Regions from separate parts of the Homo sapiens genome. Here regions 1 and 2 are each linked to region 3. A link is a loop called in an ENCODE intact Hi-C map of the cell type or tissue named here. Cell type or tissue: endothelial cell of umbilical vein. All regions are shown on one strand. Each heading gives the region's core, and the rest is flanking DNA. Links, peaks and the distances in the headings are about the cores only. Region 1 overlaps LOC105374235 (a long non-coding RNA gene). Region 2 has its middle 260 kb from the start of LINC02015. Region 3 overlaps LOC105374235 (a long non-coding RNA gene).

Evidence for each region. Hi-C counts contacts between places; a loop is a spot of excess contacts. Peaks named below come from ENCODE experiments on the same cell type or tissue, not always from the same donor. Only the 100,000 strongest peaks of a DNase experiment are listed, where the experiment ranks them.
Region 1: a loop joins it to region 3, with 6 times the contacts of the local background. A loop is called at or near these places in 3 of 110 quality-filtered maps.
Region 2: it touches region 3 in a loop (4-fold over the local background); 3 of 110 quality-filtered maps call a loop at or near these places.

Annotation. Positions count from the first base shown.
Region 1 is chr3:178,314,321-178,324,619 of GRCh38, reverse strand. All of the region lies in intron 2 of LOC105374235 (a long non-coding RNA gene), which reads left to right. Among named protein-coding and RNA genes, the nearest start is that of LINC01014, 100 kb to the left of the region's middle. RefSeq lists a silencer at 4,453-4,653. In endothelial cell of umbilical vein, for the core only: no CTCF peak of the experiment used is centred there; a DNase peak (open chromatin) is centred at 4,049; H3K27ac peaks cover 509 bases.
Region 2 is chr3:178,074,275-178,084,573 of GRCh38, reverse strand. No RefSeq gene overlaps it. Among named protein-coding and RNA genes, the nearest start is that of LINC02015, 260 kb to the right of the region's middle. In endothelial cell of umbilical vein, for the core only: no CTCF peak of the experiment used is centred there; DNase peaks (open chromatin) are centred at 4,473, 5,393 and 7,663; H3K27ac peaks cover 1,278 bases.
Region 3 is chr3:178,154,282-178,164,580 of GRCh38, reverse strand. LOC105374235 (a long non-coding RNA gene) reads left to right here. Exons shown (of 11, transcript NR_188692.1): 11 at 466-883. Among named protein-coding and RNA genes, the nearest start is that of LINC01014, 260 kb to the left of the region's middle. In endothelial cell of umbilical vein, for the core only: no CTCF peak of the experiment used is centred there; a DNase peak (open chromatin) is centred at 4,650; H3K27ac peaks cover 1,233 bases.

The DNA.
Region 1 (10,299 bases), core at 1,701-6,700, 160 kb before region 3:
TAATTCACTCTTCAGTTTATTTCAGTCTAATGTTTGGCCTTACCACTCCTCTGAACCTTGCCTTGCTGAGTCACCGATAACCTTCTAAATGACCAATCCATGGATATTTTTAAATCCTTGATTTATAGGACTTTTCGTTGCACTTGCCACGGCAATTAAATCATTTATCTTGAACTTCCTAATCCCCTTTCTTTGGTGTCATTTTATTCTCCTTCTGTCTATACACTGGTAGTCTTCTTGGACTACTGTTCATCACCTGACACTTTATTTATGATAACCCACATATTGATCTTATATTTGAAAGTCTTCAGTAGCTCCCCATCACCATCAGATAAAACCAAACTCCTTAGCATGGGACAGCAGGCATTCCATAAACTGGCACCTTGCCTAAAGCAATACTTGAGCATAAAATTATAAATGTTTGTAAAACTAATATATTTTATATATATATAGCAGTAAATAAAAAGAGTTCTAAGATTTTAATGTTTGCAACTAATCTGAGTCTTTATGTTTCCGTGTGCTTATTCAAGTTTGGACCAGGCATCACAGTTTTTTTCTTGGAGAAATTAAGACTCTGAATGTTTGATTGGTATAATGTCATAAAATATAGCTATAGTGAATCAGTCTAGTCTACTCTCTTAATATAAGAAATGCTGTATTTTTGGCAGGGCGTGGTGGCTCACACCTGTAATCCCAGCACTTTGGGAAGCCAAGGCAGGCAGATCACGAGATCAGGGGTTCGAGACCAGCCTGACCAACATAATGAAACCCCATCTCTACTAAAAGTACAAAAATTAGCCGGGCGTGGTGGTGGGTGCCTGTAATCGCAGCTACTCAGGAGGCTGAGGCAGGACAATCGCTTGAACCTGGGAGTGGAGGTTGCAGTGAGCAGAGATCACCCACTGCACTCCAGCTTGGGTGACAGAGCGAGACTCCGTCTCAAAAAAAAAAAAAAAAAAAGCTATATTTTTGTCTATGGGTCTTTTGGGAGGTACTTACCTCCTATAACAACATATGACTAAGTTTTGGGTGTGGAATCTCTTTTTTGTCATTATCATGATAGTCCAAGTATTTTCTTGAAAAATAAAAGACTAACAATGTTGCATTTATTGAGCCTTACATTTGGTTGAGCCTTGAAATGGTTATTTACATTGTTTCTTTTGTGTATTGTTTGTTATCTGTCACAACTACTCAACTCTGCCCTTGTGCAAAAGCAGGTATTGACAATATATAAAAAATGAGAGTAGCTGTGTTCTAAAAAACTTTATTTATGAACACCGAAATTTGAATTTTATATAATTTCAATATGTTGCAAAATTTATTCCTCTTTTGAATTCTTTAACTGTATAGAAAAAGAATTCATAATTCATAGGCTTGCAGGTTGTACACAAGTAGGCAGTAACCAGGTGGATATTGAGTCAGTGGCCTGGAATCAAATCTGGACTCTAACATATGCTAGGACTTTGATAAAACAATTCACCTTTCTGAGTTTTTCCTGGACTTTAAAATGGAACTGATAATATCCACTACACAGTGTTTGGTGAGGATTTAAAGATAATACGTGAGGATATGCCAACACAATATATTTCCAATAATAGAAAAATCCATATCTGAGTTATTTTTGTCTTACCTAAAATTATGGTAATATCTAGTGGAGAGAATAAATATTCACGCTCCTCTAGTGTATATAGCAATAGAATAGGCCTTTTAAATATAATTAAACCCATTATGTTTTCTTTAACATCCACTGGGTTTTGCTCTTCTGAGTGTCCCTCAACATTCACACATAGTTATTTCACATTTCTAAGGTTTTTTATTCTGTAATATTCTCCTGTTTCTTCAGAAAATAGTTTACTGGGTGATGTGTGGGATGTGAAACACAGGTTACTGAGAAGCTTTATAACTTCATTTTTGGTTTAGAGCAGTGGAATGGTCAACCGTAATATTTTCTCTACTTTGAAAGGTTTTTTCTTATATTTAAAAAAGTAATTGTAATTTTTACCACTTTTTGAAATGTTTTCTGATAGTGTTAAGCCTTAAAAATAAATTTCTAGAAGTACCTTGAGCAAACACTTCATTTAAAAACAATGGAACAGCAACACCTGACCCCTGAGTCTCTTCTGAGCTTCTGTGAAACTTGTTGGGCACTACTTATTAGGAACAAACGATTACATTCACTTCTGCATTTCTGTAAAACTTATTGAGCACTCACTAGGTGGGCTTTGCTCCACCTTAACTTTGTTTCCCTTGTTTCTTACTCTCTTCCCTATCCTCCTTCCTCTAGATCATAATTGTCTAACTTATACTTATGTCCTTAAAGCAATAATTGCAGATAGACAAACTCCTAGCTCAAAGATACAACATTTCACAAAGCTTTCTTTCTTCAAACTGCAGACACCCTAGTGACTCTGTCTAGAAATGGTTGTCATTTGCACTGCTGTGTTTTCAGTCACTTCAGAGAAACTAAAATATTCGAAATGGAGAGAGAAAAATGCAATAAAAAATTGAGGCTCAATGGCTTTTGTATTTACACCTCATCCTCAACCCTGAGCGTCAGACTCTCATATCCAGCTGCCAATAAACTTTTCCACCTGGATGTTCAAATATTCGATTGTTGTGTATCTTGCTATGTGAAAGGCCCAGTATTTATGACAAGCATTCTAAACTCCAGTCACTCACACACTATTTGTTTGTAGAACCTCCCTAGCACTTTCTTCACTGTCTGCCCCCTGCTCCACTATCCTTTTCTGCCTGGGTAGCACATACACATTTCTGCAAAGCCTCCCCTGACTTCAGCCCTCTAAAGCTCCAAGTATAAATTTGATGTCCTATTCAGTGTTTTACCACATTGTATGGCAGGCAAGCATTGGTTAACTAGGCCAGTGCCCCTACTGCACTGTGAACCTGGAGGGCCAGACTGTGTGTTTTATTTCCAAACCCCTAAATCCAAGCATAGATAAGACCCAAAGCTAGATACTTATTATTCCTAACCTCGATATTTTTTCTGAGTCCATATAAATGACACATCCAGATAGGCAATTGCATTACTGTGTAAATGATCCCTTCATCATTGATAAGACAGAGACCCAGTTCAAATGTACTTTCTAATTGCTTGATTTGGGCAAACCACTCATTTTCTCTGTGTTTCTGTTGATTCTTCTAAATGAAAATAATAGCACTTACTTTGGCTTAAAGGTGGATATATTTATCTAAACAATAGATTACATGCAAATGCAAGATGTTTTCATTATCATCTGCTAATGTTTTTTCTTTTTTTTTCTTTTTCTTCTAAGAAAAAAGAATGGGAGAGGGAGTTGTGTCGTGAAAGACACACACAGGTTCTTTTAGAGCTGGAAGAGAAATTGAAGTTAAATCTGCCAATCTCTAAAGTTTACAGATGGGAAAAGTGAGATCCAGCACAACACAGGCTTGCTGGAGTCATGTGGACCATGGGTAGCAAAGCCAGAAGTGCTTTCTGGCCAGTTCCCAGCCAACTGTGATAGCTGGTTGCTTCTCCTAGCAAGATTAGCAATGAATCCTAGGCAAATAAATGTTTAAAAAGTACCATTGATTCTATACCTGCCAACCAATTTCCAGGGCTGGCAATCTGGCCTCTAGGGGAAGGGACAGTCCTGTGGGGGAATATTACAACTGGGAAGCTTCCTGACATGGAGGCACCATTAACATTCAGATTGTTTTCACAGAGGGTAGGCTGTGTTTGGTCTGCCAAGGGGAGAAGGAGGAAGCAACAAAATTCTGATTTCTCCTATTTCCTACTATTCTTTGTGTCATGTTTACAGTGCAGGGGGTGGATAGGACAGACTGGCATCTCTCCTGATGCCACCTCCCTCCATGGAGCCCCCCGCCAAGGCTCACTAGCAGTCCTGTGAGATGAAGATTTTATGCTGGTATCCTGGCCGGCTTCCATCTGGCCAAAGGTATTTTATCTAAATATTTCCAAGGCGCCTATCTCTGCAGTATTGAAGTGCTCAATTAGATATGGCCTAAGTCTCTGAAGCATATCAGTGTGCACTGCTGAACAGCTGCTGCATTCCAACAGAGGGTGAAGTCATCTCTATATATAGAGCATGGCAAGCTGTTTGGAACTGAGGCAGATTTAAGCAGGCAAATGCACACCTGAGTTATAAGTCAGTCACCTGCCCAGAGTGACAGAAGGGTCTGGAAAAATCTCTACTTCCTTAAGTGGTGACTAGCAAGAAGACCACAGGGTTACTTTTTCAGCTATATTTTTTTTTCTGTAGTTTACAGACTCTCTTTTTTTTTTCTATCAACTCCACAATAGAGAAAATCATGATCTACAAAACTGGCTTTATTTTCTGCCATGATTTTCTCTTAACAATCTGTGATTTGTTTATTGATAAGAAGTTTGACATATATTAGCTGGTATCCAGGGGAGTATTGTCATCCTTTAAATAGCACTGTAGGAATTAAGGCATTGTGTACTTCTTCATTTAATATCTATCTTCCCTATTGGATTGTAAGCTGCTAGCTCTTGGCACAACAGAGTGAAATAAATATATAAGTTATGACCATTTATAATCTTCTTGGAGTGTGATTCTCTGGTTCCAACTAAAAGACTATAATTATTGCTCCTTCCAAAGTAATCTGGAAATCTACTAAATCCTTGGGCTAGTTCTGAGAGATATATTGCTATTAATATGGTGACTGATACGTGTCATTGGAAGGGTCCTGGAAGGTCATCTAGATCTCTACCTCATTTGAATAAACATAAGTTGCTTTGGTTTGGGGACAGGGAGACAGGGACAGGACAAATAGCTAATTGTGCAAAAATGCTTGGAAATGACTCAACCACTTAATACCTGTGTTAATCTGGGAAAATCGCAGAAGCACAATGGGCTTAAGTTCTGTCATCTAAAAATAAAATAAAATAAATAAATGGAAAAGAAAAACCTCATCCGAATTCCAATTCCCACCCAGGGCTACAGGGAGGATCTCCTTCAGAAATGTGTCTGAAAATGCTATGCAAATTATATCGCACTCAGACATGAGAAGCATATTCTTATTTTTATTACTGTGTCTTATCTGTCAGAAAAGGTCAGATGGTCACATGAGCATTCCAATTCTGGTCAGCTAGAGGCAACAGCTCCATTTCAGCCATTTCTTCTTGAGCAACTGTAATGGAGCAGCTGTAATGGTGTATCAAGCAAACAGGCAGGTGAGAGAGAGATTCCTGGGAAAGTTCAGTTTCTGGCTTCTGGTATTGCAAATCACCTGAGCAGAGAATCACTGAGACTTCCTCTCATCCCTCTTCACTCTGTCCCTTAGCAGGTAGCGACTGTATCTCATTTCATGATGTCAGAAGCCACCAAAGGTCAAAAAGCACCTAAATGAGGAACACCAGACTAGAACATTCCATTTATGACCAATGCCTTGCTTATCCCACAGCTCTGTTATCAGTTATTGAAGCTACAGCATCTCTGTGGGGATGGGGAGATAAATTACTTCCTGGGGTTATACTCTGTCTTGGCTGTCAGGACTCAGATTCCTATATGATGAATTTATAAACTGAACTTTGACTTCTGTGAAGCAGGCAAGATGCAAATCCTTGCTAGTGCTGATCTGTGGGACATGCCTAGTTTTTCATTGATTGGTTATTAAATCGAGCCAGGATGATGTAAGCACATGCTACAAGAAATGTGAATCAAGGAGCCCAAAGCAAAGAAGACCTCTTGGGATGAACAACTTCCTTAAATCGGTTATAAAATTCTGCCATGGGTCATGAAACTCTATTCTGTGTAGAGAATAACCCAAATAGGTGAATGCATTGCTAGGGCTAATACTTCTTTTTTAAGTTCCCTGAAGGCATAGATGACAGCATGTAAGTCTTCGTTGTCCCTTAATTTTTCTCGTTCCCACCTCTGTCAGTATTCAGCTTGTGTAGGTTTTTCCAAGTCACCTAAATTGCCAGTCTGACAGCTAGCTACTCACAGGCAAGAGGGGGAGGAATTGAGCTGATTACCTATTAACTTCAGCCTGAATTAAATATTTCCATATTGCTTTAAAATTCAGAGTTCTTTCTTATGCATCCCCCCTGGGTTTCCGTGCTCTATATATAAAAAGGCAATGTGACAAATTCCTTTGCCAAGGCTTGGATGTTGGGAACTCAGAGTTTTTATTTAATCATGGTGCTGAGTTCCTGTCTGGCCTTGTATATGCTATTTTACATTTCAAATATTCCATCTGTAAAGACTGAATGATAATTCTTACCGATCTCGCAGGGAGTTTGGAGATGATGGATTATTTAGTGTTGTAAAGAGCTTTTGGACACACTGAGTGCTAAATAACTTGTATTATTAGACCCTCTCTACATTGAAGCTGAAACATTGGCCACCTGACCTGTTTTGGCATCAGATCTCCTGAGGTTCTCTTTCCACAGCACTCACAGAGTGATGATTCTCTGTATGTGTAGTAATAAAAGGAGTCTGGGCCATTAACTTGGGTTGTTGAAATACTGCAGTTCTTTATTTCTTGTCCTATTTTATTTTATGAGAACACAATTCTAAACCATCATATTTGTAGAGATTCCATTATATAATAAACATGCCTCAAAAGAACTATTTTATTATGAAATGTGCTAGGTTTTTTCTATGACAACTGGTGGTTGGGGTAGAGGATTGCTGGTCAATGCTAAGTTTTGAAAGCAAACTAATTATCTTTGAGGTTTACTACTTCTGTGATGCCGACTGAATCTCTGACATTTGGGGAATTCTTCCTCTATTTGCATATATTTTGTATAGATTATTTTGTTTGTTGGCCAAACATATGTTGAATTTCTATAATGATTCACGTCCTAGGTTAGGACATAAATATAAAATCTATATCACTCATGTTGTCTCTATCACAAAGGACTTTATAATATTAGGATAAACATTTAGTGATAAGTGAAATACAAGATGAGATATAAGCAGGGTATTGTATGAATGTAAATAAGGTAATTATTGCCTTGAGGAGTCAGAAAAGATTTCTTAGACATTGGAGGCATTTAAATTGAGACTTTAAAGAGGCCATTTGCCAAGTAAAGAAAAAAGGATGAGAAATGGAACATTTTCTTTGCATAGCGTGTAGCACGTGTACTGAACGTTTTGGCTTTACTACACTATTTACTGACAGGAAATGAAAGTGGCGCATAGATTTACCTATTGAGACCCACTTAGACATTCTATAAGAGGCCCTTTTAGCTTTATTGATCACAAATTAATATCTCTTGCAGGAAGGGCTTCTCTTTTGGAAGTACTCTGCAACACAAGTCTACTCGGCTTTTCAAATGAGTGGAGAAAAAAGATAGTGGCTCTTGAGGGCCCATTCCCCTTAATAATCTAGAATTGCTCTGGATCAATCATGCTTGCCCCCTGTACTTCCAAATGCTGGCTGGAATCATGAGAAACCTCTTCATGTTGAATTGCTGCTCCTCAGCAGGGCCACATTTCCTTCAACAGAAAGGAGAAAATGTGAGCTTGCTGAGGAGCTGCCATTCACTATGAGGGTATTCAATTTTGTGTATTACTGCAAGTTGTATGGAGCCATAGAGGGCTTGGAGAGTATCTATGATCAGCTTTTTGGGATGAAAGACATGAGACAGCTATCAAGATACCATTACATTATGTAATTCTCTTTGGGATTCATTAGTCTCCAAGGCCTAGATATTGGAGAGGCTGTTTGGGTAGCCTTCTGGTACTTGCAGAGGGTTGTAACATTATAAATATAAATTAGAGCTTCATTTCATTCAGCTTATTTTGATTCTACATACTATGTCAGTTACTATGCTAGGGATTTTCACATATTATCTCATTTCTGTGTATTTATAATAGCTCAGTATGGTTAGGTATTATACTGATCTTATAATCTTATAAATTTTTAAAGACCACATATTATATATCTTTTTCTCCTTATTGTTGGTATTGAGGATGGAGACTTTTCAAAGTGGTGTTATCCGTCTACTTGGAAATTGGAGTTGGTGTTCTGCTCTGTAAAATCCTCGAATCCTTTCCTTTTCTGGCATTCTAGATGACTTTAACATGTACCATAGAATCAATTTTCTTTTGTTGCTGTTTTTGGATACTTCTTCACTTTATGACTGTAAGCTAAATATATATCAGTACGTTCACTTCATCTTCTATTCCCTGTAATATCTAATGAGGCACATAGGAAGTATGCTGTTTCAAAGTTATCAGTATGATTTTGACAGAACATTTTGGGAATTATGTATTAGGTTGTCAGATAGGCTCAAATGAGTGTGAGGCTGAGTTGTGCAAAACCAATTAAATGTACTAGTTTCTATCTTGCATAGCAAATTACCACCAACTTAAAGACTTAAAACAACATAGATATATTATCTCTCAGTTTCCATGGGCCAGGAATCACACATGGCTTAATTGGGTCTTCTGTTTGGGGTCTCACAAGGCTATAGGCAATGTGTCAGCCAGGCTTTGCTCCTTTCAGAAGTTTGGGGTCCTCTTCCTAGCTCATGTGGTTGTTGGCAGGATTCAGTTCCTTGTGGGTGTAGTACTGAAGTTCGCCTTTCCTAGCTGGTGGTCAGCTGGAAGCCACTCTCAACTTCTAAGTCTGCCCACAGTTTCCCACCACATGAGCCTCTCACAGGCTCTTCCACAACACCTCAGCTTACTTCTTCCAAGCCAGGAAGAGGATCCCTCCAGTCTACTAAGATGGAGTTGTATATATTGTAACACAACTATGGGAGTGACTGTCCTTTCACCTTTGTCGTATTTCATCAAGTAGATGAGAGTCACAGATTTTTCCTGCACTTTGGGGAGGGATTATATAACAGCATGCATATTGGGGGTTATTTAGGTTATATCTGCCACTTTTTTTTTTTTTTGAGATGGAGTCTCGCTCTGTCGCCCAGGCTGGAGGGCAGTGGTGCGATCTTGGCTCACTGCAAGCTCTGCCTCCTGGGTTCACGCCACTTTCCTGCCTCAGCCCCCCGAGTAGCTGGGACTCAGCCACCCGCCACCATGCCTGGCTAATTTTTTTTGTATTTTTAGTAGAGACGGGGTTTCACCGTGTTAGCCAGGATGGTCTTGATCTCCTGACCTCGTGATCCACCAGCCTCGGCCTCCCAAATTGCTGGGATTACAGGCATGAGCCACTGCACCCAGTCATGTCTGCCACTTTAAGAGTTAGATCTAGAAGAATGCTTATATCCACCTAATGAGCAAATGCCCCTAACTCCCATTCACCTGGGCTTGATATAACCTAATAAAACAAAGTAACAGTTGCACTAATGGTTATACACATATAGGTGTCAGAAGAGATAAGAAGAATAAGAAGAATAGTCATGTTTAAGTAGATTATTCAAAAGGAGTTTGTGGGGCCTGGACCTAAGATTCAGAGTCATCAAGTGAGGGTAGGAAAATTCCTTATTAATAAAGATATAGAAGCATCATTTTAATCTGAAAATAATATACATTGTAGCTTTTCATAGAAATGAAAAGCCCTGAAGGGTAAGCTATGAATGAAGGAGCTTGGATCTATTAGAAAAAAAATAAAAGAGAATGACAAATAGAGATTCAGAAGAACATTTTAGATTAGGAGAAAATATAGTCCTGGGTCACAGACAAAGATGGATTAAGTGGAAGAAAATCTTTGAAGTCAAGTCATCTGGAGAAACCTGTTCAGAGAGCAGACACTTACCCAGACAGGGCAAAGCCAAGTAGAGGGCGGTTTCACAAGCGGAACCCAAAATGCTACCAGTGACATTCGGATCAGTTGGCTTTAAGAGAAGCATCTCTAACCAACAAATAAAGAATAAATTTTGCTTTGCTAGAGACTACAATTGCTGAAAATAATAGCCCTTGAATAAGCAATAGTGGAAAATAAAAAGGGAAGTTAACATGATTGTAAAACCTAGACCTCTGGGTACATAGAACAGATAATTTGCATACAGCTTATTTTCCAAGTTTTCCTGAATTGTTATAAGATGACCTGTACACATTAAAGAACTAATTGGCCACATTTTTCATGAAGGACCACTGAGGAGTGAGCAACAGGATCCTGTCCAAAGATTTTTGAAGGGGTGGTCTCTTGTCACCTTTCTAGTGGGAAAGGGAGAAAGCCAGCTAGAGAACCCATTTGATGACTTCTCTTGGAAGGTTTTCCCATGACTTTCTAGAACCACAGAAAAGCAGCTAACTTTATGTGTCATGTCAGAAGGGACAATATCTTCCCATGATTTATTTATTTAGTTTGGCTTATGTGTCCTCTCCGTTTGTTACGATAGCACCTGTGCTTGCATGCATG
Region 2 (10,299 bases), core at 2,676-7,675, 80 kb after region 3:
ACTTAAGGGCATCACGTCTCATATCTGGTAAGGCAGACAAGACCTATCTTTCCTTTAGTATCATTTATTTGCTTACATGAGGGTCTTTTTCTTTCTTTAGACATTCCCTAAATTTATTGCTTCCAGCAGCTGACAATGATTGAGCACATTTTTGTGTCCCCCTACTGGATAAAATGAGCACAAGAGACCTGGTGGCCCTTCCAGGGATCACACTATCACAGAGAAGATTAACAACTAAACAAATCACTAAAATAAACTCTGCTAATGCATAAAATGGAAAAATCTTTTTCCATTTTCTACTCAGGATTCTATGCCTCTCTGCAACAGGAATGGTTCTATATCAGGATTTTTTTTTGTGTCCCATCTGTTTAGCCAGGCAGTGGAAGGAAGCAGGTTTCTTCCTAATTCAGTTTCCTGAGTGTGATATCCAGGGAGCATAAACACTATTTGAAGTGTATCCCTCCAGAAATCTAAACTCATCTTTAACCTGATTGTAAAATACTTCCGAGTTCCAGATCCCTATCCTTGTTGACCTGAGTCGTTGAAAACAGACTGGCCTATTTACTAGGGTAAGTTAACTACAAATCATAACAAAGACTCCATCCTTGACCTCTTCTTGCACATGAGTCAGCTTGAAAGGCATGGGTCCCCAGTGCAAAATCACAGTATGTGAATGTAGGGAATCCTAGGCATAATGGGTGATTGATGTACGTACCCTGACAGGGCAGGGCAGGGCAGGGCAGGGGTGGTGCCAGGGTGTCTAACAGGACTAATTATCGGCAAACAGTAGGTGTTCAAGGTATGGATGAGAGAAGTCAGTGTAGAATCATTTGGTATGACATTGGAATCAGTGACTGTCACCAAGGAAAATTATTGTAAAGAACTACACAACAGTCTCAGATAGCCAAGGTTCCCTGCCCAGAGTTCTGGTTAAGGCTCAATTTTTAGAGTGGAATAAAAAAGAAAGAAGTAATCAGATACCCAGGCAGGCAGACTGGGCCAAACACAGATGGGCTAGATGGGAGGGCCTCAGCCTGATGCCCCTTTCACCAGCCAGGCCAGAATATTCACCTTCAGGACCAAGAAGCACAATCTCACTATCTCTGGCCATGAATGCCCCTGCTCACTCCGAGAATTCAATAGTTTGGAGACTAGATGAGACTTCTGGAAGGCACCCCTTGCTTGTGGTGTACAGGGCATACCAGGCAGATGTTAGAGAGGAGAAGCAAGGCAGGACTACTAGCACTGAGGTCAGGAAGCTCATCCAGGGCACAGGTTTTCATCAGACCCAGATCTGAATCTCAGTTCTGATACTTCATGATTATATGAACTTGGGGAAAATTACTCAAGCTCTCAGAACCTCAGTTTTTTCATCTATAGGCTTTCAATGAATGTCAGTAATAACTGTTTGATTAAAATTACTATTATACTTTAAAGGACCAAAAACCAATTGCAGGGAATCTTTATAATATGAAAGCAAAAATAGGAAGCAATTAAATTGTTCTATCTACATTTATGGGATTGAAACATGATGATAAGTAGAATTAATAACATTAAATGGCATGCTTTCAAGAATTGAAATTGTAGAATATATGTCAAACTCAAAGAATTTTCTTTCTCTATGCCTTCCTTTACCCCAAGCTTGCCTCCCATATCACAATATGTGCACCTGCTGCAAATATTAAGGACTTTGTCTTACAGGCTAAAACTCTTAGGCCAATAATCACACTACGTGACCTGGTAATTGAAAGTTGTGTGGAGCACACACAGAAAGTTTCTATGAGTTAACCATCATAGAAAGCTTTGCTGTATACTGTTATGGTACATTTTTCATACACCTCTAGGAGGTGAAAAACTCTGTGTGTTCCCTCTGTGACCAGCCAGGCAAGTTTAACCTGTCCGTAAACTTTCAAACAGGCAGTTTGCGAAGAATTCCAATTCCATTTAGGGAAATCTCTACTTTCATTCTAAGCCTCATTCGTCCCCCTCTTATTGTCTTCCTGGGCTTCTGGCCTGCTGGACTCTGTCTCTGCTTTCTTGCCTATGCTTTCCACTTGGTTCCAACAATAGAATGTGTTAGGAAGATTCCACTTTCAATTTAAACTCATCCCTACCTTCTCCATGGTTGACAGATTATCTCACATGACTGAGCTGTGGTCTTCAGGAACTTAGCATCAGGCACCTAAGCACCTAAATCTGATTTTCCATTAGTGGTAAATCAGGCAGGCATGTATCTATTTTTCTCAAAGTTATGAAAGAAATTACAAAACCCCATAGCCCAGTATTTTTCAGAGGAGTTGAAGGAGCAGCTGCATCAAAGTCACCTAGGGGCTTATTAACAAATCAGGATTTAGAACCCAATCCTGGCTTTACTAGCCAGCTCCCCCAGGCAATTGTTATAAACATTAAAGTTTGAAGCTCATTGCCATAATCTCTTGAAGATTTGGACCAAAAAAACCCTTAAAAGTGAATAAGTGACAATATAAATCCAGTTTTTCAGTAACAGTTTTTTTTTTTGTTGTTTTAATCCCATCTAGCCAGACTTTTAGGAAGGGTTTCTGTGTAAGAATATAGATCTATCCTTTTTAAAGTTAGCAGACCATTGACATAAAAACAAAATAAAGCAAAACAAAGAGATTCATGAAGGGTAACAAACAAGACACATAATATATTAAATTATCCTATTTACTAAGGACTCCTAACCAGTCATCCATTTATTCAACAAATACTATTAAGCGGCTATTTTATGTCCTAGGTGCTGAAAGCATCGGACCTTAGTCTAAGCAAAACAAAGTCAGCCTTCTCACTGAGGTTCCATTCTGGTGGGGGAGGCAGGCAATGGATAACTTAAAAAATAAGTATTTTCAGGTAGTAATAAGTGCCTTGAAAAAGAGTGAAGCAGCACTGGAGATAAGGCAGGAAAAGCTGTTTTGGAGGGAGAAAGGGATGGGGAAAATCCTCTGAAAGATGTGAAAGAGGATCCGTACGGAGATAAGAGGAAAGAGTATTCCAGGCAAAGAAAGCAATGAGTGACAGGCCATGAGGCCGAGACTGCACTGGTGTGTTTTAAGAAAAGCAGGTAGGCCAGGGTGGCTGCATTGAAGAGCAAGGGCAAATGGTGGGAGATCAGGGCACGGAAGGGTGCAGGGCTTTGTAGGTTACAGTAAGGAGGGCATATTTTACTTAACTCATAATGAGAAGATACTGCAGTTTTGAACAGGGAAGTTACATTACCACATGTACATTTAAAAAAAGTCACTCTGTTGTGCAAAGTATAGACTATAGAGGAGAAAAATTGGAAGCTGGAAACCATCCTGGAGTTATCTCAGTAGTCAATAGAAAATAAAAATGGTAGTGTGGGTGAGAGTCATATCAGTGTAGAGGAGGACAACTTCAGGATATATTTTGGAAGTAGAACTGGCAAGACTTGTGTATGGAAAATGAAGGAAATAGAGAAATCAAGGATGCCCCATATGATTTTGGCCTGGCCAACTGATTGAATAGTAGCACATTTTATTAAAATGGGGAGTCTGGAGGAAGAGCACATTTGGAGAACATATGGAATTCTCGTATCATGATAAGTTTGTAAAACCACACAGATATCAGAGTCAAGATGTTAAATGTGGAGTTGGGTATAATAATCTGCAGCTTGGAGCTGTAAACTGGACATAAAAACTTGAGAATCATCAGTGTTTAGATATCTAATGCCAAAGAAATGGAGAAGCTCTCCCAGGCAGTGAACATCCACAGAGAAGAGAAGGTGGAGAATGGAATCCTAAACTACCCTAATACTGATGTTTGGAGGACAGAGGAGTAGGAGCCAGTTGAGGAGGCTGAAAAAGAACAGCCAGTGAGGTAGTAGGAAAATGAGTGTGGCATCCTGGAAGCCAAGTGAATGTTTTGGGCATAGGACCATGTCCTGCTGTATAGTGACAGAGATGGTTATTCGGTAGCATGAAAGAAGGTTCATAACCAAGAGTAATAATAAGTATTTGGGTGTTAGTTACTCTCACTTACTTTGTATTTTAATAAATGAAGGACATGAGAAAGGTCCAAGTGAACTCTCCCAAAGGACCTCCAAAATGGAGAAAGCAACACTGAAAACGCCCTGACAAGCAGTGACATAAAATGCCATTTTCCCTAAGGAACAGAGACATGAGCAAAAGATAGTGAAGGTTTTTTTTAGACTTCTTCCAACAGTAAATCAACATCACTAAACAGCTTATTGAAAAGGGCAAAATAAAATATGCTGATTAGACTTGCTATATCTTCTTGGCATTTGGGAGAGGAAAGGTTAAGGTTGAAGAAGTGGTAACTGAGAGCTAATATTCTTAGGTTTCCAGTAGGTCACACAGCAATTTAAGCCACATGAAAAGGAGAAGGTGGGAGGGCAAAGGCATATTTCAGGTTGTGGTGGATTGTGTTTTTCTATGTGCTCACTAGCTCAGAGACTTTACAGAAATAATGACACCCTGACTAGACAGGAAACGAAATTGCTGCCCCTGTTTAGTATTTATTGAGTGCCCAGAATGAGAGGCATTTAGGACACTTACATATTGGGTGGCTAGAAAGTTGTGGGACTGATTCCACATTTCATTACTTTGTGTGCAAACCTGGTATGATCTCTTTTCCACAGGTTTAGTTTATAAGGCATCTAGAAATACAGATCTCATACACAGTGTTTTTAAATCTATAACAAGTCTTTCTCTCTCACACATAGTATTGAACCTTTTCATGATTAATTTTGACTTTTTGTTGACATATAATTTAGTTTTTTTTTTTTTTTTTTTAATGTGTTAGCAGATTTGAAGTTAATCCCACAAAGGAGACCAACTGCGAGCCAGATATTTTTCTGGGGGCTATTTTTTAAATCTGTCTATTCAGATTTTTAGGAAGGATTTTCTCTCTAAGAGGGTGGACATATCTATTTTATGTGAACAGACCACTGATTTACAGACTCAATAGAAATATCACTTCATGGGAAATGAAATCACAAAAATAAAAGATAATCTCCACTGCCAGGTTGAAAGAACAAACCAAACTAAACTCTGACGCTGTAATAGGATCAGATGTTTAGTAAAGTTGATCTCTTCCTTTCCCTGATCTATCCTCTGAATAATTCAGGATACATTGCAGGAATATGGCTGCACTGGATTAATCCGCATTCTATGAAGTTACAGAAAAAATGTGATTATTCTCACTAACAGAAGGGAACAAAAGCATAGGCAATCCAAAATGGTGGCAAACTCCCTGAATCATGTCCATTTGGCTTTGAGATGTGTTTTCTATTTAAGCTTAATATGGATGCATCTGATTTTTCTGGGAATTTACTTCAAAGAGAATAATGAAATGACACAGTGAAACTTGGCTCCCTTTGAGCTGGGAAAGGCTCCAGTTTTCCATCCTAATCCTGTTCATTCAGGAAACAGACATGACCTTGCTGAAAGTTCTGTCTGAACAGAAAAACTGTACACTAATTCTTTGGATTTCAAAGGGCTTCCTCACAGAGATCTAAGTTCCCTTAAGGCCAGAGCAATAAGTAAGCAGAATGCTAGACAGTGCTTCAGCTGGGAAGGTCGAGCATGCAGACAGAAATGAACCTGGCTGCTAGGTGAGGCTGAGGAAGCATTGCAAGGGAGTAAATAAGCTCTCCTCGAGCACCCACCCAGCTTTGTCATGCAAAGCAGTGTAGTATATGTGATAAGCCCTCCAGTTTATCTATAGATTGTTTCTCTTAATAACTTTGAAATCTTTAAATACTTAATTTGGCTAGCCTCTTACTCTGAAAAATAATACACCATGATTTTGTTGTGAAAAATGAGCTAATACTCAGTGCTCAGCTCCATATAAGGTGCAAAATCAATGATCAAAATCATGAGCTATAATTAGAGTCTATGGACTGAACTTAAAATTGCCTCTCACATGGAAATGTATTGTTTTTCCAATATATTTAGTTAGAATTGTGCTTAGTAAAATGCACTGTCACTTAAAAACATAACTAAATTCATGTATTCAGCAAGGAAATGTTAAACAACTACCGTGTACTAGGTATGTTTATTCACTCAAAGATTTATTTTTGCCATATATTTTCACAATCAAGTGGTCCTAAATAGAAAAACTACCATAATATGAAAACCCAAATAATTTATGACACTACAGGTTGTCTTGAATAATAGTTATATGTAATGCAAGAAATATGATTGAATCATAGATGAGGGTGGAAAAAGAAACTATAAAATCCAATTTTGAGACAAATGGGGACATTTGAATATGACTTAGATAAGAGAAGCTATCAGGTAAATATTGTTGTTTTATTTGTGATAGAGGTATTATGGTTATGTCAGAGAATATCATCATTCTTAGGAGATTCATGCCAAAATATTTAAGAGTAGTAAGATATCTGCGAATTACTTTCAACTGGGTCATAAAAAATAAAAAGAATATGGAAAAATGTTAAGTTTATAACCTAAGTTAGTAGTATAAAACTGAGCATTCTACTATTCTTTTATCTATTTCTATATACAAAGATTTTCTTAGTAAAATTGGGAAAAAGGAAAGACAAAAACATGGCCCACATACACATACACTTTTTAAAATTCTAAATGAAAAGGCTGGGAGTGAAGGCTCATGCCCATAATCCCAGCACTTTGGGAAGCTGAGGCTAGTGCATAGCTTGAGCTCAGGAGTTTGAGACCAGCCTGGCCAATGTGGTGAAACTCTGTCTTTATGCAAAACGCAAAAAGTAGACAGGCAGAGGAGAAAACTGAGGGCCAACAGGTTAAGTAATCTACCCAAATAACCAGATAATGCTGGAGTCTGATCGCTTTCCACCAGAGAACATGGCAGTACTCATCTATCTAAACTGCTCCTTTTACTCTGGTCAAAGATTCAGAAATGGTGCCTTCAATCACAAGGGAGACAAATCAGAGAATGAAAATGATCAATGTGAAACCATTCACACTAATGGAGAAACAAGCATCCTCGTGTGATGAGAAAGTCATAGCATCATCCTCTCCTAATATAAAGGTCAGAAGAATTTTCTTCATGATAGAGGAACCAAGATAGCAGGTCTTAAGTTCTGAAAAAGTAAATGAATTTCAGAGAAACATGCCTTCAAACATTCTAACATTGTCAAAATAAAGATTAATGAAATATATTCATTTTATGTTATGTAGCAAAATATCCAGCTATGTTTGTAACTGATGTCACAGGTAAAGAAATAAGCTTGTGTGGTTGATATCTAAATAGCTATTATTACAATTAGTAATATAATATATTTTCTACAAGATACTCAGTGAATTTCAAAACAGCAATGGGTGCTTAGTACCATTAATGTTTATTAACTTTTTAATATATTTATGTTTATGAACTTTTTAATAAGTATAATTATAGAAATGCATCAATTGTCTATAATTCAACTAAAAGGAACCTTCAATAAACCATATTGGAATAGTGGACACATTCATTTTTTAGTGTAGGAAAGGTAAATTATAATACTGGTATTTTGTAAAAGCAAGCATAGTACTATCAGGTTAGCATTCACTTTATGTAATCTCCCACAATGTTAAGTACAGAGAGCAATATTTTTTAGCTACTCAGACAGTTTTACAACATTGAATATCCCTTTTCATTCTATCTCACTCAACAGCAACAGTTGTAGTTTGGCCTGTTTCCTCATCTTGCTTTCACTTCCGTGGTCTGCAGGGTAGTTTAAAAAGAGAAACTTAGATCTAGGCTACTGGACACAGTTATTATTCCAAAGAAATTCAAATTCTAAAATCATCAAAGATACAGATATAGTTGTATGCAATAAGGCAGCAAAGAAACCAATATGTTGTGTCTTACTATGTGAGGGGAAAGAGGATGCTAAGTCATGGTCCTTGGCTCCTTGCTAACAGAAAGGTCAATGCAATTCTCACTAACAATTTGACGACTTAAAATTTTGATTAAGAAAAACACACCACCACCTCCCTGAAGATTCCATTTAATTAAGGCTCTAGGACATCATGTATAAACATATATATATATATATATATATATATATATATATATATACACACACACACATATATGTATATATATATTTGTATTTCCAGCATTTCAAAATGCACTCATATTTTTGTGTCTATGTGGCAATGAAAAAGAAATGCCTTTTTCTCTTTTTATAGTAAACTATGTCCACCCTGCCGCAACGTTCGTGTGAATGGCCTCATATTATAGGCAGACCTTGCCTGGTTTGTGTTACTGCATTGAATATGAGTGTGTATGAAATTAATTACATATCTTGAAATTTGCTTATTTATTTGATTCTGTCATATGGCAAAATAGAAGCTGCTTCTTGGACTCCATTCTTTTTTTTTTTTTTTTTGAGAAGGAGTTTCGCTCTGTCGCCCAGGCTGGAGTGCAGTGGCAGGATCTCGGCTTACTGCAAGCTCCGCCTCTCGAGGTCACGCCATTCTCCTGCCTCATCCTCCCGAGTAGCTGGGACTACAGGCGTCCGCCACCACACCCGGCTGATTTTTTGTATTTTTGGTAGAGAAGGGGTTTCACCATGTTAGCCAGCAGACTCCATTCTTTATTGATTAATCAGTGGCATTTTAGTAGGATACATTTTGTTTTTCCTGGAAAATTTTAATTGTATGTAAGTTTGCATCCCAAACAATTCTGATAAAAATATTAAAGTGTTCTCTCATTTTTTGTCTCACGTTGTCTACTATTTCAATTTAACATTTTACATTGTAGAAATAAAAAGCAGATTTTCAAATATGTTTCATGAAAAAGTGTGTCTATGGAGTGATAGGATTAAAATTAAATATGTAATATACCATTTCCTGTTCTACTGAACAAAGCAGACAACTTTCCATTTTTAATCACTCACTATAGAATATTTATTATACACAAATATGGGGGCAATGGCATGCTTTCTGCAAAGAGCTCTGAGCTAAACGGGTATTTTGGCTACTAGCACAATCCTGCATAATACAGCACTCTGCACTGTGTCAGCAGTTCAAAGCAATACTTTATTCTTTGGATCACTTATTCATTATTACTTCAGACAATGAGTATCGGATACAAAATAAAAGTGATGGATGCCAAGTGAACTGGTGAATGTGTTCTGAGTAAGAACACACGGAAAAGACACCGTGGTTCATTGCCTGATGAAATTACTTTCGGGTATTTAAATACACCTTACATTATGTTATGCATGAGCTGTTGAATGTGAACTCTGGAAGTCAGCACTGAAAAATTAACTGCCTCAACCGCACAAAATGTATTATTTAAATCTCCTAAATTGTATATTAGAAATATTATTAAATACATCCCTTATATGTACACTTGAGGCAACAATATTTTAGAATCAATATTTTAAACTCCATCTGGTACTCACTGCAATTATTCTCTCTGAGTAAAAAAGGGAAAGAGAACAAGAATGGAAAGTGTAGATATGTCTTCCAAAATACTGTGTAATAAATATGCCTATTTGAATTTAAAATGGTGAGTTCAGGATAGGAAAATGACTCATAATTTCTGGGAAAAACAACTATTTTGTGGGCCTATACTCTTCTTGACATTTGGGTACATAAAAATACCTGGCTCTTGCAGTTAAGATCATGCAGCGAACTGACTTACATAGCGTTCTTGTCTATGGGTCCATGTCGTTAAGTTTGCGAAGTCCTCTGTAGCAGTCTCCCCTGAAGTTCGATAATCCCACTTCCCTACTCAATAATTCTCTCCTAATATAAAGTGTTCATCTCCCACATGCACAATTTTTACAGAATGATGATCCGCTCCTTAGTTTTGTACTGAAAGTTGACCATTATGAAGCTCTGTGTGAAGACCTAGCTTGTGAGAAAAAAGTAATTTGCATCTAGATCAACTGAATCTTGAAATTAGTTCTCAATCATACCGTTATTCTAGACAGTTATAGACTCATTAGAAATTTTAAAAATTGAATGTTTGTAAATAAGTGGTGGCCTGAAAGCTGGATTTTGAGAGAATGTTCAGTAATTTATCTACCAAAATATCAAGGCCTTTTCAGAAATCCCCACATTCTTAGAGGAACAGGATAGGAAATTAGGGTTCCTCTAAAATATACCCCAGCTACAAAAGGCAGAGTAGAATTCCTCTGAGATATATTCAGTTTTAGGACTGACTCTCTTATAAAGATATGGATCACCTTTAGAACTCACTTTAGAGTGTGACATCATCTGTAAAATCTACAGGTAAAAAGATATTTTAATAAGCCTCACACATTTGCGATAGTAGTCCCTTGAAACTTATTCTGAAAGAAAAAATAGA
Region 3 (10,299 bases), core at 2,390-7,389:
ATTGTGTTGAATCTATAGATAAAATTTGGAAGAATTGATATCTTAATAGTATGTACAATATGAACACATTGGAGAATTCATATTTAATCCATGAACATGAAATCTCTCCATTTCTTTAGATCTTTTAAATTTCTTTCATCAGAGTTTTCAAATTTTTGTCTTATAAATTATGTACATGTTTTATCAGATTTAGACCTAGGTATATTATTTTTTGGTGCCAGTGTAAGTGATATATTTTTAATTCCCCAAATTTTATTGCTAGTATACCTGAAAGTAATGGATTTTTATATATTAATCATGCATTCTGCAACCTGGTATGATCACTCATTAGTTGGAGGAGTTTTTGTTGGTGGTGGTAATTCTTTTTTATTTTTTACAATTATGACCTCTGGAAACAACAGACCGTATATGTCTTCTTTCTCAATCTTTATACGTTTTATTCCTTTTCTTGTCTTATTTCCTCAGCTGGATCTTCTGTTACAAGATTGAATAAAAGTGGTAAGAGGGGCTATCCTTGCTTTGTGCCCCGTCATAGAAGAAATGCATCTATTTTCTCATCATTTAATGTGATGTAGCTGTGGACTTTTGGAAGGTTTTTTTTTTTTTTTTTTAAATCAAGTTGAAGTAGTTCTACCCTATTCCCAATTTGCTGAGAGTTTTTATCATGAATGAATGTTGCATTTTTGCAAATGCTTTTTCTGAATCTATTGACTTCTGATTGTATAATTTGTCTTTGTCATATGATCATTTGGTTTTTCTCCTTTATCCTGTTGATGTGATTGATTATATTAATGTATTTTTGTGATTGATTATATTAATGTATTTTTGAATGTTGAATCAATCTTGCATACCTGAATAAATTTCACTTGGTTGTGGCATATAATCCTTTTTATATGTTATTGAATCTGATTTGATAATATTTGTTGAGGAGGTTTTCGTAACATCTATGTTCATAAGAGATATTGGTCTGTAGTTTTCCTTTCTTATAATGAATGTCTTTATCTGTTTTGGTATTAGTGAAATATTGGCCTTATAAAGTGAGTAAAGAAGTGTTTTCTCTACTTCTAATTTCTGAAAGAAATTGTAGAGAATTGACAACATTTCTTCACTAAATGTTTAATAAAATTCAACTATGAAGCCATCTAAGCCTGTGCTTTCTTTTTACAAAGATTATTAATTATTGATTCAGTTTCTGTGCTTTCTTTTTACAAAGATTATTAATTATTGATTCAGTTTCTTTAATAGATACAGACTCATGGAGGTTATCTATTTGGTATTATGTATCTTTCAAGGATTTGGCCCACTTCATCTTGGTTACCAAATTTGTAAGCATAGAATTGTTCAAAATATTCTTTTATTACTCTTTTTAATGTCCATAAGAGAAGTAGTGATGTTCCTCTATCATTTCTAATATTATTAATTTATGTCTTTCTTCTTGGTTAGCCTGGTTAATGAACCAGCTTCTTATTTTGTTGATTTTCCCTTTTTTATGTATATTTTACTTATTTCTGATCTAATTATTATTATTTCTTTTTTTCTGTTTGTTTTAGGCCTACATTGCTATTCTTTCTTCAGTTTTCTATGGTGAGAGCTTAAGTAGTTGATTTTAGATCTTTTTATCTTTTCTATATACGTTCAACGCTATAAATCTCCCTGTAAGTACTGATCTTGCTGAATTCCACAAATACTGATAAATTGTATGAAATGCTTTATTTTCATATAGTTCAACATATTTTTCATTTATTTTGATACTTCTAATTTTATCCACGTGTTATCTGAAAGTGTGTTTAATCTCTAATATTTTTGGAGTTTCTAGCTATCTTTCTATTATTGATTTCTACTTTATTTTCATTGTGGTCTGACAGAATACTTTGTATAGTTTCTATTCCTTTAAGTTTGTTGAAACTTAAAAGAATGTTTTTATGGCCCAGAATGTCATCTCTCTTGGTGAATGTATCATGTGAGCTTGAAAAGAACATGCATTTTCTTGTGATTGGATGCAGCATTCTACATAAATGTTAGTTAAATCTAGTTTATTAATGATGCTGTTTAGTTCAACTGTGTCCTCACTGATTTTCTGCCTGCTGGATCAATCAATTAGTGATAGATTAGTGTTCAATTCTTCAACTAGAGGAGTTCATTTTTCTCTTTCTCTTTGCAGTTATATTATTTTGCCACATTTATTTTGATGCTCTATTTTTACGTGCATAAACATTAAAGATTATTGGGTCTTTTTGGAGAATTAACACTTTTATCATTATATAATGCTCCTATTTATCCCCAATAATTTTCTTCATTCCAAAGTCCACCCTACTAGAGATTAATATAGCTCCTCTAACTTTCTTTTGATTAGTGTTAATGTGGCATATCTTTCTTCATCCTTTTACTTTAAACCTACATGTGTCTTTATGTTCAGTGTGTTTTTGTTGATCACCTGTAGCTGGGTCTTGTTTCTTGATCCTCTTTGGCAATCTCTGTCTTTAAATTCTGTCTTTAAATTAAATTGTATTTATACTGTGCATATTTAAAGTGATTATTGATATGGTTAGTGTAATCTTGATCACGTTTTAACTGTTTTCTGTTCCCTACACTTGTTCTTTGTTTATACATTCTCTGATTTTAGTTGATAGTCTTATGATGCGATTCTCTCACTTATCTTAGTATATCAATTATACTTCATTTTTAATTTTTTCAGTGATTGCTCTATAGTTTTCAACATAAACCTACAATTAATATGTGCTCACTTTCCAATAACACTACGCTCCTTCATGGGTAGTGCAGGGGCCTTATGACCAAGTATGTACTCTCAATTCCTCCCTCCCATCCCTTATGTGATTGCTGTCATTCCTGTCACTTATCTATATAATTTCCTGGTACATTACTACTATTATTACAATGAACACATAGTTATCCATCAGTTTAATTAAAAATAAAAATTAAATATTATATTTTACTTTCATTTATTTCTTCTCTGATGCCTTTTCTTTCTTTGTGTACATCCGTATTTCTGACCTATATCATTTTCTTTCTCTCTGAAGAACTTCTTATAACATTTATTGCAAAACATATCAACTGGCAACAACTCAAACAGTTCTTGTTTGTTTGAGAAGATATTTATTTCTTCCTTACATTTGTTAGACACAGAATTCTAGGTTGGTGTTTTATTATTTCAACACTAAATATTTCACTTCACTTTATTCTTGCTTCCATAGTTTCTGGTGACAAGTGCAATGTATTTCTTATCCTTTTTCTTCTATAGTTTTGACTTCTTTTTCCCCTTCTGGCTTTCTGCAAGATTTTGTGTTTTTTTTTGTCCTTAGTTTTCTACAGTTTGAATATGGTATGCCTAGATATAGAAATTTTTGTATTTATCCTGCTGTGTGTTCTCTAAGCTCCCTAGATTTGTGGTTCAGTGTCTGCCATTAATTTGAAAAATTATCAGCCATTATTAATTCAAATATGACTTCTATTTTTCCTTTTTCTTTTCTACACAGTATTCCCATTACACGTATTTTACAACTTTTATAATTATTCCACAGTCCTTAGGTATTTTATTTATTTATTTATTTATTTATTTATTTGAGATGGAGTCTTGCTCTGTCACCAGGCTGGACTGCAGTGGCACGCTCTCGGCTGACTGCAACCTCCGCTTCCTGAGTTCAAGCAATTCTCCTGCCTCAGCATCCCGAGTAGCTGGGATTACAGGCAAAATGCCACCATGCCCAGCTATTTTTTGTATTTTTAGTAGAGACAAGGTTTCACCATGTTGGCCAGGATGGTCTCAATCTCCTGACCTTGTGATCTGTCCTCCTCAGCCTCCCAAAGTGCTGGGATTACAGGCACAAGCCACCATGCCCGGCCTATTTTATTTCTTTTTCCATTCCTTTTTCTTTTTGCATTTCAGTTTGGGAAGTTCTATTGGCATACCTTGAAGCTCACTGCATCTTTCTTTGACTGTGTCAGTCTACTGATGAGCCCATCAATGGTATGCTTCATTCAGTTACCGTGTTTTTTATTTCCAGCATTTCCTTTAGATCCTTTCTTAGATCTTCTCTCTGCTTACATCACCCAGTAGATTCTTGCATGTCATCTACTGTTCTACTAAGTCCCTTAACATATTAATATTAGTTATTTAAAATCCTTTATATGATAATTCGAAAATCTTTTTCATACTTGAGACTTTCTGATTCCTGTTATGCTTCCTCAGGCTATGTTCTCTCTTGCCTTTTATATTGCCTTTTAATTTTTTAATGAGTACTGGACATGATATATTGGGAAATAAGAACTAAGGTAATTAGGTAAGGTGTGTGGTTTATGCTAATCTAGCTAGGAGCTGAGCTATTTTTAATAAGTGTTGTAGCCGTGGGTGCTAGAGGCTTTAGTTTCCTCCAGTGTTCTTGCAGATTTTTTTCTTCCCTGTTGTCTTTGGCTTTTCCTAAGAACTCCTTCTTAAACTGTCTCTCTGTGTCTTGCAGTTCTCTCAGTTGTAATCCACTGTTACTAAACTGAAGCCCCATTAGTGTGCTGGTAAGGTGTTGGGGAAGGGAAACATTCTATAATCTTATAATGAAATCTCTTTCTTAGTGGGCATGAATCCCTCAGCTGTGAACTTCTATAGCATTTCTTAGCCTTTTATTTTTCCTTCCTTTATATTAGACAGGAAATCTGTAGGGGGTGGGAGTTGACTAATTGCCCTTCCTCCAGGTCAGATAAGGCTCCGGTAGTTTCCTCTGGAGAGCTGGCCTTTGTTATGGAGAACACAAGAGACATATTTTAAATGGTTACTTTTCCCTACCACCTGCCAAAAAACAGGAGGGAATTTTTTATTGTACATTTCATTAGTGAGTAGATTTAACTGAATCCCAAAACATTTTGATAGGTCATTTTGATTATATTTTATCATTTATTATAATTTCTTCCTTCATCCATGGGTTATTAAAAAAGGTACTGCTTAATTTCCACATTTGGGGGTTTCAGCTGTCATTGCCAAAGACCACCAGGCATACATCTGTGGCTGAACAAGTTGGTTTTATTTTACAAAACAGCAAAGGGATAACTTACACTATGAGGAACTGTGAGGCATAGTGGGAAGGTGTTATAAATTGTGGAAATTTTGTTTGATTGAGTAATTTTGGGGATGATTAAAGGATGTAGAAGTTTACTCTAGATTAGGCATTATCAGAAAGCAGGGACCATTTTATGATTGGCTATCTTACTAAATCTCATCTCTAGGTAGGTGACACTAAAGAGGGCTTGCAGCTATAGCTGATCAAGAGGGAGCAATTACTCATATTTCCCAGAAGTGGAGGATGTTTGGTGTTTTGTTGTTTGCATAAACATTGATCTTGTTTTCAACAGTGTTTTAAACTGAATTATGAAGTGGTTTTAATTTTTCTCATTCTATCACGGTCTCAGAGTGACCTTGTCTAACGTTGCTGTTTTGTGGGATTGTTTATACCCACCTGGAGAAGAACATGGTGTAACTGTGAGCACCAGGCCTGCTCTCACACTAAAGCCTAGCTATGAGCATCAGATCAGTTCTTCGATGTCATGGGCTGCTTTTTGGCTTTCTCACAAGCTATCTTTCAGTTATTGATTTCTAGTTTATTTTCATTGTGGTCAGGGAATACACTCTGTATGATCTCAGCCATTCATATTTCTTGAGACTTACTTTAAGACACAGCATATGGTGGATTCTGGTAAACATTTCATTTATACCTGAGTAGAATTTTTATCCTGCACATGTTAGATAAAATGATCTGCATTCATATCAAGTTTGTTAATAGTTTTGTCTATATATTCTATATTCTTCTGATGATTATCTTTACCTCTTTATTCTATTAGTTACAGAAAAGTGTGTTAAAATCTTTCAATAGAATTATGGAAATGTGTATTCTTCCTTTTGGTTCTGTCAAGTATTGTCATATAATACCTATAAGAATGTTATATTTAAATTGGCTGGGTATGGTGGCACATGCTTGTAGTCCCAGCTAGTTGGGAAGCTGAGTCAGGAGGACTGCCTGAGCCCAAGAGATTGAGGCTGTAGTGAGCTGAGATTGTACCACTGCACTCCATCCTGGGTAACAGAATGAGATGCTGTCTTAAGAAAAAGAAAAAAAGTTATATCTTTCTATTCAGGGTACTTTATTACTATTGTGAAATGTACCTTTTTATCTCTAGTAATATTTTTGTATCAAAGACATTTGTCCGATATTAATATAGCCAGAGATCTACCTTTTGGTTAGTACTTGCAAGGTATATATTTTTTAATGATTGTACTTTCAACCTATCTGTGCTGTATTTCAAATGTGGCTCTTATAATAGCACATGGTTGTGTTTTGTTTTTATCTGTTGACAATCCTTGTTTATAAATTGGAATTTTATTCCATTACATTTGATGTAACTACCATTATGTTTGGATTTAAGCCTACTATGTTGCCAGTTGTATCCTACTGTGCTAGTATCTCCTTTGTTTATTAATCCTTTCTTAACCTTTGAATTAATCAGGGATTTTAAAAATTCTACTTTGTTTCTTTTGTTAGCATCATACTTACAGCTTCTTTTAACATTACCTGAGAAATTTTTCTGGGGCTTATAATATTCTCCCTTCACATGTTAGAGTTTGCTTTAAATTAGTACATTTATTACTGCCTAAACAATACAAGAACTTTCTCACAGTTTAACTCCTAATTTCTCCTGCTTTTTGAGCTATTATTTTTGTTATCTATTTTACATCTAATTAACTTTTTAAAAATCAGTGTCATTTTATTAGTGCTTTTAAACAATTCATGTAAACATATATTTACCCACATATTTTTCCATTTTTGTTACCCCTCATTCCTTCCTGCAGTTACATGCCTTCATGTGAGGTAACCTTTATTCTTCCCAAATAACTCCCTTTAATATTTATTTATTTAATATTTATCATAGTGCAGGTATATTAGCAACAAATTCTCTATAAAGATGTCTTTATTTTGCCTTCATTTTTAATATTCTTTGATCTTTGAATAACTAGATTGACAGTTTTTTTATTTTTTGGTTTTTTACCACTTGAAAGATATTCTTGTATTGTGTTCTGGCTTCCATAGTCCTTGTTGAAAAGTTAGCTTTCAGTTTTATTATTGATCCTCTGAGGTAATAAGTGCTGTTCTCTTTCTTTGCTTGTTTTTTTTATTTAGTAGTTTGACTAGGATGTTCCTGTTTGGTTTTATTTGCATTTATTTGCTTTAATAAGGGTTCTTGAATCTGTAGTTTAATGTGTTTGTTTAAAGCTGAATATTTCTACCCAGTATTTTTTTTAATATTGCTTATTTTTCATTATCTTTCTCTTCTCTTTCTGAGCTCAGAAAGCGCTTTTGCTTCAGCCTAGAGGGGCTGCTGCTTTCTGCCTGGGTCCCATTCCTTAATGATACTATTTGGAGTAGAATATGCCCAGAGGGCAAAAGGCAGGGTGAATGCATATTATTTATGCTTTTCAATCCAATACAGTCAACTGCATCATGACCAGAACTGGAAGTCAACGATTTTATATTAAAATGATAATATTTGTAAAAAACAGTGACTGTATTCTTTGTAACTCTAAATTTATAAGGAAAATGATTAGATGTCATTCAAAATTATCTGAGAGGATGCCCTTGTTAGGGGAATTCTCTCAGGATTTGCATGAACAATAATATCTGAAGATCATTAGTATGAAGAGGGGATTGGTATCACTGGGCGGGGGGCTGACCTATCTACTGTGATAACTGCTTCTAATACAGCTGCTCAGGAGGAGAAAAATTTGCTTTTCTTTTGTCAAGAGAAGTAACAGCACCACATAACAGTTTGAAGAGGTGTTTTTACTGTCCAGAAAGTCAATCATGGCCTATGTGAAGGCTGTAAATCTAGAGAAGTTCAGCAACAGCACAGGAAGTGGTATGTGGAGGACACTGAAATTGATGGTCCAGGGTCATTTAATAAGGGTGGGTGTTTTATTACCTGAATGTCACAGCAATGGTGCCCAACAGAGCAAAGAGTTGGTTGGAAGAGAAGGGACTAGAGCACAAAGACCGGTGAGCAACAGGCAGCAGCTCTTATTATATATGCAATGGCCCTTCCCTACCACTTCACACGAAAAGAAACTAAAAACAGTATTATCTAGAATCAATCAAAAGGGGAACTGTATGGGCATTTGGCTAATGCGTATAAATAGCAATAGGAATTCATGGTTATATTTGGGGAAAGGGAATTTGGAGGAACAGACTGGATTTCCTACTAAGCGCTCTGTGGCTCTGGAACATAAAGATTTGTATGATTACTATAACATGACAAGGAAGGTGACATCTGGAATATGCTAGTTACACTATTATTTCTGTGCCTTATTCTGCCCTGTGTCATAATTATATGTGTAAATGTCTATGTTTCAAAGTTCTTTGAGTATAAGGACTAAATTTAATTTGCTTTTATAACCCTCTGTAGTGCTTGGTATAGGAAAACTATCAGATTGACTTTTTAAATGAACGAAAAAATTAATCAATCAATTAAAAATGGCAAAATATAGAATCTTAGCATCCTCTCTAGTTTTTTATTGCCCCCTCCCAGCTCTGATCCCTTCTCTGCATGTCTGTACCCTGTTCTCTGTTCTATATCTGCTGACCCTCCCCACAGCTTAACCATCAGGATCGCACTGACTGTTTTCCACTCTGGCTAAGGGAAGGACCTAGAGATAAGGGGAGAGAGAGATTGAGGTATTTCTTCCCCTCCGCTTTCTCCCTTCAGTGTCATTGCTGTGCTCCAGTGACTTCTACCTGAAAGCCAACCCTTCTTCCAAAGCTGGCACTCTCACTGGATTCCACTTGTACAGTTTTCTCCTCCTGCCTATTCAGGCCTAGAGATGGCAGTGGCTTCCCACCTTTGCTAGGCCAAGTGGGCCTTCACATTCCTCATTGGTTCCTCCAATCCTTCACAGGTTTCTATAAGTTCTCATTAAATTTTCTTTAAAAATCCCTTCTATGTGTGCCTTTGATTCTGTCAAGACCCTGACTGACCCACTTAGAAAGATCAAAATTAAAGTCAGGTGCAGTGGTCATGCCTGTAATCCCAGCATTTTGGGAGGCTGAGGCAGGTGGATCACCTGAGGTCAGGAGTTCGAGACCAGCTGGGCTAATATAGCAAAACTCCATCTCTACTAAATTACAAAAATTAGCCAGGCGTAGTGGTGGGCACCTCTAATCCCAGCTACTCGGGAGGCTAAGGCAGGAGAATCGCTTGAACCCGTGAGGTGGAGGTTGCAGTGAGGTGAGCTGAGATCGTGCCACTGCACTCCAGCCTGGGAGACAGAATGAGATTCCATCTCAAAAAAAAAAAAAAAGAAAAGAAAACAAGAAAAGAAAGATAAAAGTTAGTACTACTTGGTGGTAAGTGAGTTACTTTATTTTTCATACATTCATTTTGAAATATTACTGCTTTTGAACAATGTAATCCTATTTTAGGCAAACTATTTGTTCACAACATGACTGTGGAGTGATAGAATTGATTTTAGAATATTAGAATGTTTGGACCTTGATCTAAATAGTCACCTCAGGAGGTTTCTATGGGACTGTACTTATAAATCGTTTAGAAGATTGCTGTCCTCAGAACAATATTTATGTATTATATTTTATATTTTTTCTGAATATTCCTAGTGGTGGCAAAAGCTTCCTTTGTATTTGATTTTGGTACCAATCTTTAGTCTTTCAGACAAAAATTTGGAAATTGAACCAGATGACAAAAATGGATGGTAAGGATATGTCCCCTCCCCTAAAATGGATGAGTAGTACCCTAGCAGTACAAATACATTTGTACATGCTTATTTAGATGCATAAATTCTAGTATGTTTGTCAAAAACATTGTCTTTTTATATAAAAAACCACACCTTGTACATGACCATTGATTGTCTTCAAAGTACATGTGTCACTAAAATAAATAATACTATAATTTTATCTTGACCTTAAACTTACAGGTATTTCATAATTGGGCACTTAACAAATGTTTCTTATCAATAAATAGTATTTATTGAATGTCTGGGTGTTTGTAATATCATTGTTTATTACACAACTCAGCCTAGGAGTGATTATTCTTAACCTCTTAAAACAATATTTTTCCCTCTTAATCTGAAGAGTCAATATTTTCCCCTCTTTTAAAAACTGTATTTCTTCCTTGAAGTTTGTCAGTGATGGAGTAATTTTTCTCTTGAGATAATATTAGTGAGAAAATAGTGTGTGTGTGTGTGTGTGTGTCTGTGTGTGTATTCATCTTACATCCTCATTTATCTTTAAGTAA